3 separate regions of the Homo sapiens genome follow, and all the other regions are linked to region 2. The links are chromatin contacts, found by Hi-C or POLR2A ChIA-PET in ENCODE. All regions are on one chromosome and are shown on one strand. The core of a region is the stretch at or near the end of the contact, and the rest is flanking DNA. Distances in the headings are between cores, read along the strand shown. Region 1 holds the start of DYSF (dysferlin). Region 2 holds the start of ZNF638 (zinc finger protein 638). Region 3 overlaps DYSF (dysferlin).

Region 1 (4,823 bases), core at 1,555-4,054, 130 kb after region 2:
AGGGAAGGGGGTCTGGATGGATGTTGAGGGAATCAAATGTCCGCCTCATCTTGAGGGGAGAAGAGAAGGGTAGAGCTGGGAGGAAGCAGCAAGGGTCCAAGCAGCTAGAGAAGGCGTTGTGATGAGAACAGGCTCAGACTCTCCTCTCTTTCCTTTTCCCCACCCCCATGCTCATCCTAGCTCTGTCCTTTACCGACCTTCCACTTCTTGGGAGCTGTAGATGTGGTTGCCACCCTCTGTGGTCTCTACCCCTTGACTGGAAGCTCCCTGAGGGCAGGGATGTGACTTATTCCCAGCAAGTCAGAGGTGATGGGTGAATGTTTATTCTTTCAGTCCATCATTTAGAAAGAATTTATGGAGACCATGCTTTGCACCAGGTGCTGTTTCAGGCACTGAGGAAACAGCAGTGGACAAAACAGACAAAAACCCCTGGCTCCTTGGAGCAGACATTCTGATGGGGAAGACAGAAAACAATTAAGACACATGTGCTATACAGTGATTGGTGCTAGAGAAGAAGCCTGAAAGGGAGATGAAAGAGGGAAAGTTGTGGTGTTCAGTTGTGTGGCCGGGTTGGTCTCACTGGAGTTGATATCTGAAGGAAAGGAAGACATGCCAGCCAGAGGGAACAGCTGACAGAGACCCTGGGGAGGCGCTGGTCTGGCCTGTCTGGGGAACAGCTGGAAGGCTAGCATGGGTCCTGGGGAGGTCAGAGAGGTCAGCCAGGGCTTTCAAGGTCACGTAAGGGGAGAGTGGCTGGAGAGGAGGTCAGCGAGGTCAGCCAGGGCTTTCAAGGTCACGTAAGGCCTTTGAGTTTTGCACTGAGTGAGATGGGAGCCAACGGAAGACTTTGAGTAGAACCAGGTCATGAGAATTGAATTGAGGATAGACCATGGGGACAAGGGCAGAGCAGGAGACGCATTGGGAGTCCATGGAGTCGATTAAATGACTCAGGCAAGGGATGACAGGCTTCCACTGGGGGCAGTTACAATGGAGATGGTGAGATATGGTGGGATTTTGGACATATTTTGAAGGAGAGTGGGAGGGGGATTTGCAGTTTTGGTGACCTGGTGGGGTTGAAGGTGTCACTGGGTGGGTTCAAGAGAGAATGGAGGAGGGAGATTGGAGACAGAAAGTATGGAGAGCTCCTTCAAAGGGCATTGTTGTGAAAAGGGAGAAATGACCAGTAGCTGAAGGGGATGTGGGGTCAACGGTGTGCTTTCTTGAGAGCAATAACATCATGCTTGTGTGCCGATGGGATGATCCGGTAAACAGGGGAACTTGGTAAGGCAAGAGAGTGAGAGAATCACTGCAGGCTCACCACTGAATGGGCGAGAGGGGATGGGGTCTATGCCCAAGTGTCCAGTTGTTACCAGTGGGGAGTACGGGTGATTCATTTGTAGGAACAGGAGAGAACTCACAGGATTTGGGCACAGATGCCGAGGGCGGGCGTTAGAAGGAGACTGGGGACCTGAAGAAGTTCTCTGCTCCGTAAAGAGGAAGCAAACTGAGAGTGAGGTTGGGCGATGGGGTGTCCTAGGGGCATCCGGGAGACAGGGAGACAAGACATATAGTATGATTGCCCCCAGCAGTGAGGGCTCGCTTGAGTTAAGGGTCATGACTACAAAAGGCACCACTCAGGCCGGCTGTGTTACTCTCCAACACAGCACTGGTTGGGGGCAGGTGTGGAGGAGGCGGAGTTGGATTCGCCAGGGTTATGGCTTAGCCCTGTGAGAATGCTGTATCCCTCAAAATAAGAGAGGGGAAAGGGAGTTGAGATTTTGCGCAGCAGTGCGTTTAGGCTGAGTGAGCAGGTTGGTTAGTGAGGACTTGGGCGGTGGGAAGACGGACAGTGCCCTGACAGGGGCTAGGTGCTGGAGTGCTGGGGGATAGAAGTGCGAAGCCAGGGCCCCTGTGTCAAGAAGTTCATACGCTGGAAAGGAACCAGACATAATAAGCGAAACGACTGTCACCGTTCATGGCTTACACCTTGAACAGCTTTCCACTGTGGAGACTAGGGAGTGTAGAGATTGTTGGGGATGGGGGACTTGCAGGGGACAGAATGGGCCGCAGCTGGACCCTAGTTCTCCAGGGAACGCAGTATGATTTGAATACAGATCTCTGCCTCCAGAGATGAGTGACTCGACACCGCTGCGGAGAAGGCTCCGAGGAGGGTTGGTGGGGACTCGAACCTCGGAGTCTCTCCCGACCCGGGGGTCCCAGCAAACCAGAACGGCCACCTAGACAGCCTGCGGACGGGAGAGGACCGGCTCCCTGGCGCAGATCATGGGGCAGGTGGAGAGAGGCGAGAGGCAATGAGGCGGGGGGCTCGGGGTGCACGGCACGCTCCGCACACTCCCCCTTCAGCGCTCACTCAGACTTGGTTTCCCCGAAGACACACTCTCGTCCCCGCCGCTGATTGCCCACTCCTTCCGCCTGCACTCCTGCCTCCTTCTCACCCTTTCGTCGAGCGCACAGGGCGGCTGCCAAGTCGGCACCGGTGCGCACCGGGCCCGGGATCCCTGGCTGGTGTGGAGCCTTGGTCACCGGAGGCCCCCGCGGAGCAGGCCCCACGGCGCCTTGTGCGCTCTCGGAGGCCGAGCTGCGCGCCCGCGTCAGCGGCGCCTCGTTCCTGGCCGGGAGCTGGGACCCGCGGAGCTAGGGACCAGCACCCCCACAGGCGCCCGTCTGACCCCTGTCCCTCCCCGCCCGCCGCGGGCAGGGCGGATCTGGGTAGGGGCCGGAGGGGGAGGGTCCGCCCAGCGGGTGTCCGGTGTCCTCCCTGCAGCCTCTCCCAGGCATTGGTCACTTCTCCGCGGAGGAGCAGCGAAGGCGACAGCTCTCTTGGCGCGGCTGCCTGGGAGCCGGGCGCTTGCTGGGTGGGTGCTCGGGCCCGGTGCTCCCGCTCCCGCCCTGACTGCGCGCCTGTGTGCCGCCGGGGCTGCCCAGCCATGCTGTGCTGCCTGCTGGTGAGGGCCAGCAACCTCCCCAGTGCGAAGAAGGACCGGCGCAGCGACCCTGTCGCAAGCCTGACTTTCCGAGGTGAGAGCCCCGTGGCTGCCGCGCCCATGCTCGGGTGCTACCCGACTCTCGGCGCTCACTGGCGGGTCTGAAGCCCCTGCTCCGGAGCTAACCCTAGTCCAGGCCACAGTTTCTCCCTTTGTCAGCAGGGACGGAAATCCCAGCCCCGACTTCTGCAGGGGGGCGATGAGGAATAAGCAGAGCACAATAAATGCCACAGGGCTTTGAAAAATTGGAAAAGCGAAAGTGCCGTAGGTCAGCGGTTATCACTTTTCTAAGACTGACACCCAGAGGAAATAAAGTCCGAGCTTTTACTGGGTAGTGGGGATAAGGGTAAGTTGGAAGATGGGTGCAGAAGGTAGAGAGGAATCAGGGCCTCTGAAAAACGGGGCGTGTAGATGATGTGCTTTGAAAGTTGTGTCTTTTTTCATTCATTCATTCATTCATTCACCCATCTTTATCCAACATTGGCTGTATTGAATCTGCCCCGTCTTAATCAGTAGGAAAAGGAACAGAATAGGATGGAAATGGCCTTGACACAAGGAGTTTTGAGGAATGTCAAGGATATTTTCTCTAAATTCAAGAAGCTAAGTCCCTACATGTAGTGCTTAGAATACATACAGGTATTTCTGTGTGGGGCAGCAGAGAAATCACACACACACTCCTCTTCTCACCAGGCGTCCTGAACCCCCTCCCCCAACCCCTCCAAGGCAGATTCCCACTGGAGCGGGTGTCTCAGGAGGGGAAAGGGAAGAGGAAGGATCTGTCAAAATTAAGAGAAGGAACAATAGCTGTGAGTCAGGACCCCAGTTCTGCAGAGAAAGATAAATCAGGAGAGGAAAGAGGGTTTCCACTTAGCCAGGAGCCATACCCTGTAGCTTTGTGGAATCGATAATAATAATAATAAAAATCTACGTATCAGAAAAGATAGTCAAATGAAGAAGGAAGAGTAGCTGGTGTTTTCATAAGCCTCCTTCAGTGCAGGCACCAAGGGAACTCTTTTCAGTCTGACCCATGATCTGAATCATATCTCCAAGCACCCCCAAGATAATGATAGATGAAAGACATGATTTGGCAAAGGGAGATTTATGTGTAGCTTTTATTCTTTGCTGTGGGACAAGTTATATGTATTCCTCTTTTGAAAGATGTGATTTGAAACGTTTAAGAAAATTTCACTATTTTCATTGATTGGTGACATGCCTGGGAGTTCACTATGCAAGAGCAACTTCAAGACAAAGTCTTTCCTTCTCCAGTGTCCACCTGATGCTGCCTAAGGCTTTGCTATGCAGAAATTGCGGTGTCACCATTGGCTGGAAAAGAAATTCCCTAAGGACACTGGGCAGGGCACACATTAGCATAGGGCTCTGGATGCTCTAACACTCGTTTGGGTCTGCTCACAGCTCTTTCCCTTGTCCTGTAACAGTCCTGTGGTGGCTACCAATGTCTCCATTCTGCAAATAAGGAAATTGAAACCCAGGGAAGTTAAATGTGTTCAGGTCAGTGGTCATGGCAGGGAGCTACCAGCGCTTGGAGTGGGTATTGCCCTTGAGTCGGGAAGATGACCAAATCCCTTGAGGCCCCTCTTTACTATTGCCCTCGCCCAAGTACCCCGAACACGTGCAGCTGCTATCTCCCCCCAGATCTCTGTATTCCTTCTTTGTAATGCCTTACTATTTATTTGCACTGATGATCTCCTCGGAAAACAGAAATACCATACAATAGAATGTAACATCTCCAACCGTTTCAAGTCTATTTGTATTTCAAAGCCCAGGGCAATGCCACCTTCTCCAGGAGGACACCCTGGA
Region 2 (4,770 bases), core at 2,148-4,647:
GTTAATAAGATGTCAAACATCATAATATACAGAAAATAAAAACATAAACAATACATATTTACTGGCTCAGTTAATGAAATGGCCCTGACTCAGAGGTAGACAGATAGATCGTTAAACCAGACTAGAAGAGCCATAAATCCATTTTTATACATGGGAATGAAATAGTTTTTGTTATTTGCTTTTTAAGGGGAAGATATATTTCAATTATGTGAAAAAGGATGGTTTACTTAACAGCTGGAACCTTCATGATTGCCTTTATTCATTTGGAAGAAAATGAAGCTAGATCTACCTCATACCATAAAAATTATGTTAGATTGATTAAACATCTAAATGTAAAAAATAAAATTGTGAGGTTGTAAACAAAAGTGAACAATTATGAACTGTGAAGTTTAGATAACTCAGGAGAATTTTGTGTAATTTCTGGGTGTGTATGCTTCAAGGGAGTGGGATGAAAAGAAGACTCAGAAGTCATAAATGAAAAGATTGATAGATTTGATTTCATGACCATTTAGTTTATAATAGCAAAAGATAGAAACAAAATTTCAGTGAGGAGAAACTAATTGCCACATATTTGACAAATATATAGTGAGAGCTACCTCCTGATAAGAGACAATCACTTCACTAGAAATATGCACAAATAATATGAAAAAGAGTTTTTTTAAATGAAGAAATACACATGGCTCCTGCCAAAGCCTGGGCACGGGAGCCTGGCTGGGAGTTCACCCTCGGCCCCTTTGTGTTGCCAGTTTATTATCACCAGATAAAACAGTTAAATGGAGACTTAAAAAAAAAAAGAAAGAAATACACCTGGCTAGTAGATATGAAAAGATGCTTGACAGTGACACACACACACACACGCACACACACACATACACACCATCAGAGTCATTCATTCTTTCAAGAAATATTTGCTGATTTTCTACTGCGTACCAACTATCATTCTCTGTATTGGAAATAAAGCAGTGAAGAAAACAGACAAATATCCCTGACCTCAGGGAGCTTACATTTCTAGTGGAGGAAGATGGAAAAGAAACAAATAAATAAATTATTGGTATATCAGAAGGTGATAAGTGCTGTGCAAATAAATAAAGCCATATAAGGGGCCCACATAAAGGAAATGAAAGAAATTTCATAAGTTACTTTGCCTAACTCTAGGGAAATGTTTGAAAATCTAGATGAAATGGATGCTTTTCAAGCAAAATATAAATTACCAAATTCATTGTGGAAGAGAGAGAAATTCTTATCCAACTAAATATCATAAAGTATCAAGAGAAAATTAGAGAAGAACAACTCTCAGAAAAAGCACCAAACAAGATATTTCAAAGGTGAATTATTTCAAACTTTAAAGAACAGGTAAGTCCAATGATATTTAAAGTATTTCAGGTTTGAGAAAGAAGTGAGTTTGTAGGGAAATGGTTATTTTCTTTTTTTTTTTTTTTTTTTTTGAGACAGAGTCTGACTCTGTCACCCAGGCTGGAGTGCAGTGGCGTGATCTCGGCTCACTGCAACCTCTGCCTCCTGGGTTCAAGTGATTCTCCTGCCTCAGCCTCCCGAGTAGCTGGGATTACAGGCGTGCACCACCACAGCCAGCTAATTTTTATATTTTTAGTAGAGATTGGGTTTCACCATGTTGGTCAGGCTGGTCTTGAACTCCTAACCTTGTGATTCACCTGCCTCAGCCTCCCAAAGTGCTGGGATTACAGGCATGAGCCACCTTGCCCTGCCTATTTTCTTACATATTTAGTGGAAGTGACACTTTGTAGAAACTTTTTGGGAAGTTTTTCTACAACACCTATTAAAATTAAATGTATGTACACACATATACATTTAATCTAGCATTCCCACTATGATGATTCTAGCCTTTAGAAATTAAAGCATAATTTGGTAAGTCTTTGTATACAGCAGTGTTTGCAGTAGCAAAAAGACTGGAAACAACTTCAGTGTTCAACAACAGGCTGAATAATTGCTGAGGCAGCTATACTATGAATATTATACAATTATTTAAAAAAGGATTATATGGTTTACTTGGAGAAATGTCAGTAATCAGAAAAGCAAATAGCTAATGTGTGAAAAAAGAAAACATTTCCTGTTACATGCAAATAATGTGTTTGTATGAATATAAAGAAATGTATGGAAGGAAACTTATCAAATGTTAACATGGGTTATTTGGTGTTTAGGGGGAGCTTGTTGGCTTTTTCTTTGTTGTTTTTGATTTGTTGTCCCTAGCAGGATTTTTGGTTTGAAATGAAAATCCGATAAGATATCTTTTTAAAACGACTTTTCTTTTTAGTCTTTCAAATGCTTGTTTTAATGTGAATAAAAGAAATGCATTTGCTTGAGTGCTAGGTAAAACCGATGTGTGAGACTCAGGGTGGGTGGTGTGATTTGTGTGGTATGCATACGGCAGGGCTTGTAGCTTTACCAGATTTTGAACAATGACTGGGTTTTCATATTGGTGTAGTACAGCCACCTCGAGAAGATAAAACATTGCATAACACAGTTCTTTAACGTCTGTCATCCCAAGGTTTTCCATGGGTAAAATGGAGATTACAAATATCTACCACACAGATAGGGCTTTTTATTGTGAAATGACAAAAGGATTTTCAGAGTGTTAAAGTTTTAGCTGAATAGCTTTGGTTGAATTCTACTTTACAGTTTTGAGTAGCTATGACACACATCATTGCCATAGGGATCAAAAGGTGCAAGGTGACAGGATAAAAGCAGGCAAAATCTTGACCATACAAAGCATTATATTAACGTGCTAGGCGCGAATATAACCTGTTATAATATAATGTTGTTATTATTATTTGAGATGGAGTCTCACTCTGTTGCCCAGGCTGGAGTGCAGTGGTGCAATCTTCCCTCACTGCAACCTCCGCCTCCCGGGTTCAAGCAATTCACCTGCCTCAGCACCCCCTAGTAGCTGGGACTACAGGCGCGCGCCACCGGCTATTTTTTGTGTTTTTAGTAACGGGGTTTCACCCTGTTGGCCGGGCTGGTCTCGAACTCCTGACCTCAGATGATCCACCCACCTCGGTCTCCCAAAGTGCTGGGATTACAGGCGTGAACCACCGCGCCTGGCCATATAATGTTATTATTGAAGGCACAAATGATCAGGGAAGACTTCATGAAGGAGGTGAGACAATATAGGTCTTAAAAGGATGAGCGGTTTGGAGAGGACAGGCACAGAACCAGCAAAAGAGTGAAGACGGCGCTGGAGTTTTTTTTTTTTTTTGCCGCACGCCTTCGCCGCCACCACGCGGGAGCGCCCCTTCCGGGAGCCCGCTCCGCCCGGCTCTTCTCGGGCTTCGGGCGAGCGCGGTGCCAGCGGTACGCAGGCGCCGGGAGCCTACGAGGGCTCGCAGGAGCTGGGAGGCGCGCATGCGTGCAGCTCTTTGGAGGCGGTAGCGTTTTCGGCGTCGAGACTGGAGGCTGAGTGCTAAACTGTGTGGGGCGCGGATGGGATCCAGCTGTTAGTCGGGTAGGCATAGGTAGGACCGCTGCCCTGTGGGGAGTAGGGGGTTGGAAGGCGGAGGCCGGTATCGTGGGGGTCCTGAGCCCTTCCTGTGAGATCCGGGCCGACTATTGTATCTGTGTCGCAGCGGCTCCGCACAAAATGGCGGCGGGCAGACGGCGGGGGCGGGAGGAGGTTGGGGGACCCCCGGGATGGGAAGGGAAGCTGTGCTGTGCTGCCCTGCTCCGTCGTTTATTCACTTCGCTACCCGGGAGGGCCCGTCCGGGTACTCGTGAAGGACCCTGCCTCGAGAAGAGCTGCCTGACGCCGTTGCACTGGGCCGAGGATCGTGAAGAGCCCTTTGGCGAGGCCGAGGCGGCCCCTTCCCCAGCAGCGCCCGGCCTGCCGAGGCTGCGCTGGGCCTGACAGCCGAGGAAGCGGTGGTGAGGGAATGCCGAGCAGGGAGGAAGCGTTCCCGTCGGGCCCGAAGAGGCGGTGGAGTTTGAGCCGAGCCCTCTGACCAGCGACATTGTGCAAGAAGCGTGGAGAGAAGAGCGTGTTTGTGTTTGGGGTTGGGGAGGGGGTGTCGGGATGAAGGAGGGAATGTTAGGATCCAGCGGCTTTTCCGGGCTGGTGTTCTGTGCTGCGTAGTGCAGGTATGAAACCAAAGAAAATATCACCTCTGTGGGAGACTGAGGACTCATAAATGGTTGTGATACCTAACAGTATTTCCAAATTTCTCAGAGGAATTGTGAAAACAGAACGTTAGTGAATTGTTTTTGTGTGATTCTTAGCTTGGGCCCCGTTCTCTTAAAGGAAGGGGGAATGTATATATCACAGACTGGAATCCTTGAGAACGTTTGAAATAGATCTTTTGTTGTTTGAGGTAATTGTTAATGAGGGATACTTCAGTATTACAAAATCATGGATTGAGCTATAGAGTGAAGGCTACCTGAAGCTAATTTTTCTTAATCTTAAAATTTGTCCTTAGGCGAAGTTTGGGGCCAGGACCAGAAATTGTAGTAGTTTAAAGGAGTCCCGATGAAAAACTTGTCACCAGGATCCAGCGATTTATGTTCAAGTACTTTTTCCAACGAGCTCTGGAATTTTGCACAAAAAATTTTCTGCTTTTTCCCCTCATTTGTTGTAAAGGATTATTTTTTCAGGGATGTTGTGCTTGCTGGTTCAGATTTACAATTAAAAATTGATAACCTGGAGAAAAGGATTGACCAAAAAAAGGTGAATTTAAGGAAGTTTTCGGAGAAAAACAAACATGTAAATGACATTCAAATAGCTTTAAATTTTGTTAATGATTA
Region 3 (4,745 bases), core at 297-2,796, 170 kb after region 2:
CATGGTTTCCTGCTGCCTCTACAGAGGGGCAGACTATATGGTGAGCCCACTTCATAGCTTCCTCTGCTCTCTTTGAAGGGAGCATGTGCCAACCATCGCGCTGCTGACCTACTCTTTCCTAATAGCCCATACATGTGCCCCACCCCTCCTGTCAGTCAGAAATGCAGCCTCTGGTGCGTGTGGTATGGACCGCCCAGGGCCTCTCAGGAGTGGAGCCTGTTTCCCCTGCCCCAATATCCTTTTCTCCCTGTCCCTGAAGACAGGAAGGTTTCCTTGCTTTTCATGTACAATCAATCACTGCCGGCGGAGCCCTGGGATTCCAATACAGACGGCCTGTGTAGACATGGGTCATATGATCTGCTGGGGCTCAGGGGCAGTGTGGGGGTGATGAGATACTGACCTGGTGGACTGTCAAGGGCTCATGGGAAGACAACCCTTCATCTCTGGGGAGGCGTGGCTGGGCCTCTGGGGAGGGGCAGGAAGGGGTCAAGGTGGACCTTGGAGAAGGAAAGGTATCTCTTATCCCTTCCCATGCCCAAGTATTTCCCTAGGGGCCAGGCCTTCCAGGGATGGTGCATGGTGGTGACTGGGTGTGGGGGTGCAGGAGAGCCCTCGTGGGGTGCTGGGTGACTGTGTGGTCTAGGCAGACCAGCCTCATCTGAGTGGTGGCAGTGAGGGGTCTGGCAGAAGAGCCAGGGTGCCTTAGGCTAGTTTTCTACATTTGACTTCTCTCTCCTCTCAGGTTCCTGGGGGAAGCCAAGGTCCCACTCCGAGAGGTCCTCGCCACCCCTAGTCTGTCCGCCAGCTTCAATGCCCCCCTGCTGGACACCAAGAAGCAGCCCACAGGGGTAAGTGCCCATCAGCCTCTGCCAGGTTAAGGTCCAAGGCATTGCCAGGTGGCTTCCTCTTTGGGCCTTGCCATTCTGACCCCAGACATGCATCTGACTTCAGCTCCCTTGAAGCAGGCCTGGCCCTCCCTGACCAGAGTTTGCAGTGTCTGGAGGGGCACTGGACTAGGGGAGATGGGAAGGGCAGAGGGAGCCCTGACCCCACCTGCAGGGCTCAAGTCAGCCTTGGCTCGCAGCAGCTTGGCCTGCCCCTTGGTCTGGTGCTGCCGGTCTGGCCACCTCCTGTCCCCAGCTTCCTGGTCAGCCTTGGCTATAGCCCACCTAGTCTCCCTGGCAGACCTCCCCTCCTCCCTCACCATCCAGCCCTCTTCTCCAGATTCAGAATCTCTGAACCATCTGGGTCACAGGGCATGAGGGATGGAGGGAAAGAGCCCTCTCCCCTGCCCACCAGGACCCTCTTCCTTTTCCTCCGTTGTTCTTCCTGCCCCTCCCTGGCCTTCTCAGTGCTCCCCCCAAGTCCAATCAGACAATTCCCAGCCCTCCTCTCTGCCTGTTATTTTTAGTGAGCTAAATATACCCTGTAGGGTTCTCTCTTCTTGGTAGAATTCCTGACCTCTCCTGTGGGTTAGCCCCGCCTTCCAGGATGTACCAGGAACCATGGATTGGAACTACTTCCGCCCTGTGAGGCCTGGGGGATTCAGGCCCTGACTTGTCTCAGACAGGGCAGTGGTACTGCCCCGTGGCGGGTGTGTGAGGCCGGGGCTCCTGGCTGGCTGGGTGAGTCAGGAAGTAGCCGGTCTGGGCAGATCTCTGAATGGAACGAGACTGGATGCTGAGACCTAGAGAAAAGGAACCACTGAAGTCACATAGTCAGTGGCTGTTCCCATGGGGGCCTGGACCAGGAGCTCATCCCCTAGACCCTCTGGTGGAATGGCTGTGGATGGACTCCTGGTTCACTGAACTCTCAGTCTGCTGCCCTCTCGGTGCTGGACTTTGCTCCCAAGGGGTCTTAGGCTGGGGATGGCTGGGCTGCTCCCTTGATGGAAGATGTCACTTCCCAGGAAAGTCCATCTGTTTCCCACACAGGGCTCACTGGCAGAATGTTCTGGTTTAGAGCAGTATTCACTGAGCCTGTCTCCATCACCCTGAGTCCCCTCTCATCCTCCGTTTCAGCCTCCTGTCTCTTAACACTCCCTGTGGTCAAGGAGGACCCCAAGGAGTTCTGGAACTACCCCTTCAGGGGTCCTGAGGAGGCTCAGACCCAACCCTCAAGGCATGGGACACAGATGGAGGGATGATAGGTATCAAGGCAGCTGGCGAGAGAAAGCCTTGGGGTCAGGCTTGGTTCTCACTTCCTTGCTGGGACACCAGCATCTCTCCACTCCAGCTCTGTGTGCATCCATGACTCTGGTGTTTCCTGCCCTTCGGTCCCTTCCAACCTCAAAGGCCTGTCCAGCCCCGAGGCAGAGTTTTCCATAGCTGGTCCCTATTCATGAGCCGTGTCAGGCTGGAGCCATCCCCTCCATACCTCCCTTCGCCTCCTCCTGCTCCTTGTTCCCACACTGTCTGGGCTTCATGTTTACCAGCGGGGAGCCTGCTGCCTTCTCTTCCCTGGCTGGGGATTCCTGGCTGTCTGCAGAGCTTTACAATCCTTCACCAACCGTGTCTCCAAAAAGAGTGTGTGAGATCCAGGAGGTGGCGGATGGGAGAGAGTGCTGGACCCTGCTGGGTTGAGCCCCACTAGCTGAGCACAGGCTGGAAATGGAGTTGGGGAGCCTCCTCCCTGTTGCCCAGGAGGCAGTCCTCACCTGTACAGAGGGTCTAGGACTAGATTCTAGTCCATGTGATGGCATTAAGGTCACAGTGCAGCCCCAGACAGGTCATATGTCCCTTTGGGCTGGGGCTTCCTGCCTGGGACCTGGGCTGGCTGCACTGTAGTGCGAGGCAGGGATAACTGGGGGTGTGCTGGGCAGGGACAGACAGCCAACAACATTGAGGGTTCTCGCTGGCCGCTCACTGAGACCTCATTTCTGAGCTAAGCCCAATCAGCAGAGCATGCCAGGTGCCCCCATTTCATTGTAGCTCTCAGTTGCCTCTAAGGGCCAAAGAACCTGCTGATGGGGTGATACGAGTGAACACAGAGCCAGTGGGATCCTTAGGAAACTCTGGCAGACTGAGAGGCGTGGGGGAGGCCGGGAGTCCTGCCGCAGGCTGACTGCAGACCCCGTTTGCCTTTTGCTCAGTGTTCTCACCCAAGTCCCTTCAGATATAGCACGCTGGGCTGTGTGCCATGGAGGATCTGGCTATGTGCCAAATCTACCCTCTGACAGCTGCTAGGTTGATGGGGAAAACACTCCCCCAGTCCTGGAGGAACCTCCAGGCCATGGGGATTTAGGACACACATGGAGGAAAAGAAGCAGCATCCTCTCAGATGTATTTTAAGAGGAGCTCACTCAGGAAGGTGTGGATACATGGAGAAAACTCAGTCGGCATCACCCGGGCCTTAAAGCCAGAATCGGATCACAAAGGAGGACAAGAGCCTACGAAGCCCAGTGGTGTGTGGGTCAGGGAAGCCAGGAGGGCACTGTGTGTTGGGAGCGGGGACCTGAGGCGGGCAGGACAGTGCTCAGTGAGTCCCTGAGCTTTCTTCAAAGGTTTGGAGCTTCTGCCAACCAACCCTGTATCAGCTCAGGGCCACAGCTACCCTCTGCCTGCTTCTGGAGGTTGTCTGAGGGAGAGGTTAGTGAGGGCCACGCACATATCAGGCCTGTCTTGTCCACACGGGACACATGTGTTAGGGGAGGTGAGAGTGGGCTGGTCTGGGTTTTGGTTTTGATGAGCTCAGTGTTGGAGAGCTGTGGTCGAGGAAGTAGGTGGCGCACAATGGGCTGGGCATGGCAGGGTGGGCGAAGGACCCCAGAGCCTGACCACATAACCTGGAGGAGGGTCACAGCCAGGGAGGGTCTGAGGAGGTCATTCGCCTTCAGTTTCCTGAGCCCTCTTAGCCTGGGGCAAGACAGGAGTCTCAAGTTCTGCTGATCTCGTTGATTGTGGGCCCCAAGGCAGCAGACGAGGGCGACCGAGGTTACCCTGCTCCAGGGCAGCGTGTTTGGTGGACACACGATTGACTGACAATGGCCTTGTGCGTGGAGAACCCTGGAGTGCTGCTGAGTTGGAGACTGAGGACCTGGGCTGTCAGGCGCGGGACCCGTGACGTGGAGGACCTTGAGGAAGGTCCCACTGGGAGCTCTAGGCCCAGGTTGTGTAGTCCGGGAGAGCACAGGGCTCACATATATCCCCCAGGAAGAAAATCTTAGCTCTATTTGTCTAGAGAAGGAGACAGGGGTTGAGCTGTGATGTCATGGTGAGGGTACAAGGTCCTGGTCCTGGGTGGGGCCCACTGACACGCCCACTTTCCCTTAAGAGCCTCAGCAGAGCCAAAGAACTTCAGTATTCACCATCAGATCCTGAAGCCATGGTCCCTGGGGCCCACCTCCTAGTGCTGAGGTCTGTTCTAGACCCTGAGCTCCAGAGCCTCTGGAGCTGCAGGGATGTCCCTGTGGCTCTCTGATGGGCAGCTAGAAGACAGACCTGTGCTGGAAGTCTCATTCAAGGGCCCAGAGCAACCCGGATGGTGCCAGTTCTTCAGGAGGTTGGTGTGGAGCTGTCGGTGTAGAAACACCGGATGCTCAGGAAACCCCAGAAGGGGCTGCCTAAGTGGTCTCTGGAGCCCTCTCTCTGGAGAGGGCTGCTCCTGTCTGCATCCCGGAGAGGGCTGCTCCCAAGCCCCAGTGCTGAGGAGCTGGCACTGGGCACGGTGTGGAAGAGTTACACTCCGGCGGCTCCACCTCTCACAGAGATGGTGTATAGAAGCCCCCAGGTGGTGTGCAGTGAGTG

The links. A loop is a pair of places that touch in the nucleus more often than their neighbours do. ChIA-PET counts read pairs that join two places held with the same protein, here RNA polymerase II (POLR2A). Pooled maps may share reads with other maps.
Region 1: a loop to region 2 is called in a pooled map, with 3 times the contacts of the local background. The contact joins the promoter of DYSF here to the promoter of ZNF638 in region 2. A Hi-C loop is called at or near these places in 6 of 168 maps with a recorded cell type or tissue (chondrocyte, endothelial cell of umbilical vein, gastrocnemius medialis and 3 more) and 4 of 50 pooled maps. POLR2A ChIA-PET finds 5 or more read pairs at or near these places in 11 of 52 experiments (A549, AG04449, H1 and 6 more).
Region 3: a loop to region 2 is called in a map of endothelial cell of umbilical vein, with 2.7 times the contacts of the local background. The contact joins the enhancer-like site here to the promoter of ZNF638 in region 2. A Hi-C loop is called at or near these places in 2 of 168 maps with a recorded cell type or tissue (endothelial cell of umbilical vein and mammary epithelial cell) and 9 of 50 pooled maps. POLR2A ChIA-PET finds 5 or more read pairs at or near these places in 5 of 52 experiments (A549, HEK293, K562 and 2 more).

The regions. Positions count from the first base shown.
Region 1 is chr2:71,463,895-71,468,717 of GRCh38, forward strand. It overlaps DYSF (dysferlin), which reads left to right and starts at 2,805. Exons shown (of 56, transcript NM_001130987.2): 1 at 2,805-3,039. The coding sequence starts at 2,949.
Region 2 is chr2:71,328,385-71,333,154 of GRCh38, forward strand. ZNF638 (zinc finger protein 638) reads left to right here and starts at 3,398. Exons shown (of 28, transcript NM_014497.5): 1 at 3,398-3,491. RefSeq lists enhancers at 2,991-3,678, 3,679-4,364 and a silencer at 3,198-3,407.
Region 3 is chr2:71,502,472-71,507,216 of GRCh38, forward strand. It overlaps DYSF (dysferlin), which reads left to right. Exons shown (of 56, transcript NM_001130987.2): 4 at 743-848. Among named protein-coding and RNA genes, the nearest start is that of DYSF, 38 kb to the left of the region's middle. RefSeq lists enhancers at 836-1,335, 4,082-4,583, 4,584-4,745 and a silencer at 3,028-3,322. Within about 2 kb of position 1,547, at least 11 of the 41 ENCODE cell types and tissues checked have a DNase peak (open chromatin) inside an H3K27ac peak, as active enhancers do; they include endothelial cell of umbilical vein, where a contact is called at or near this core.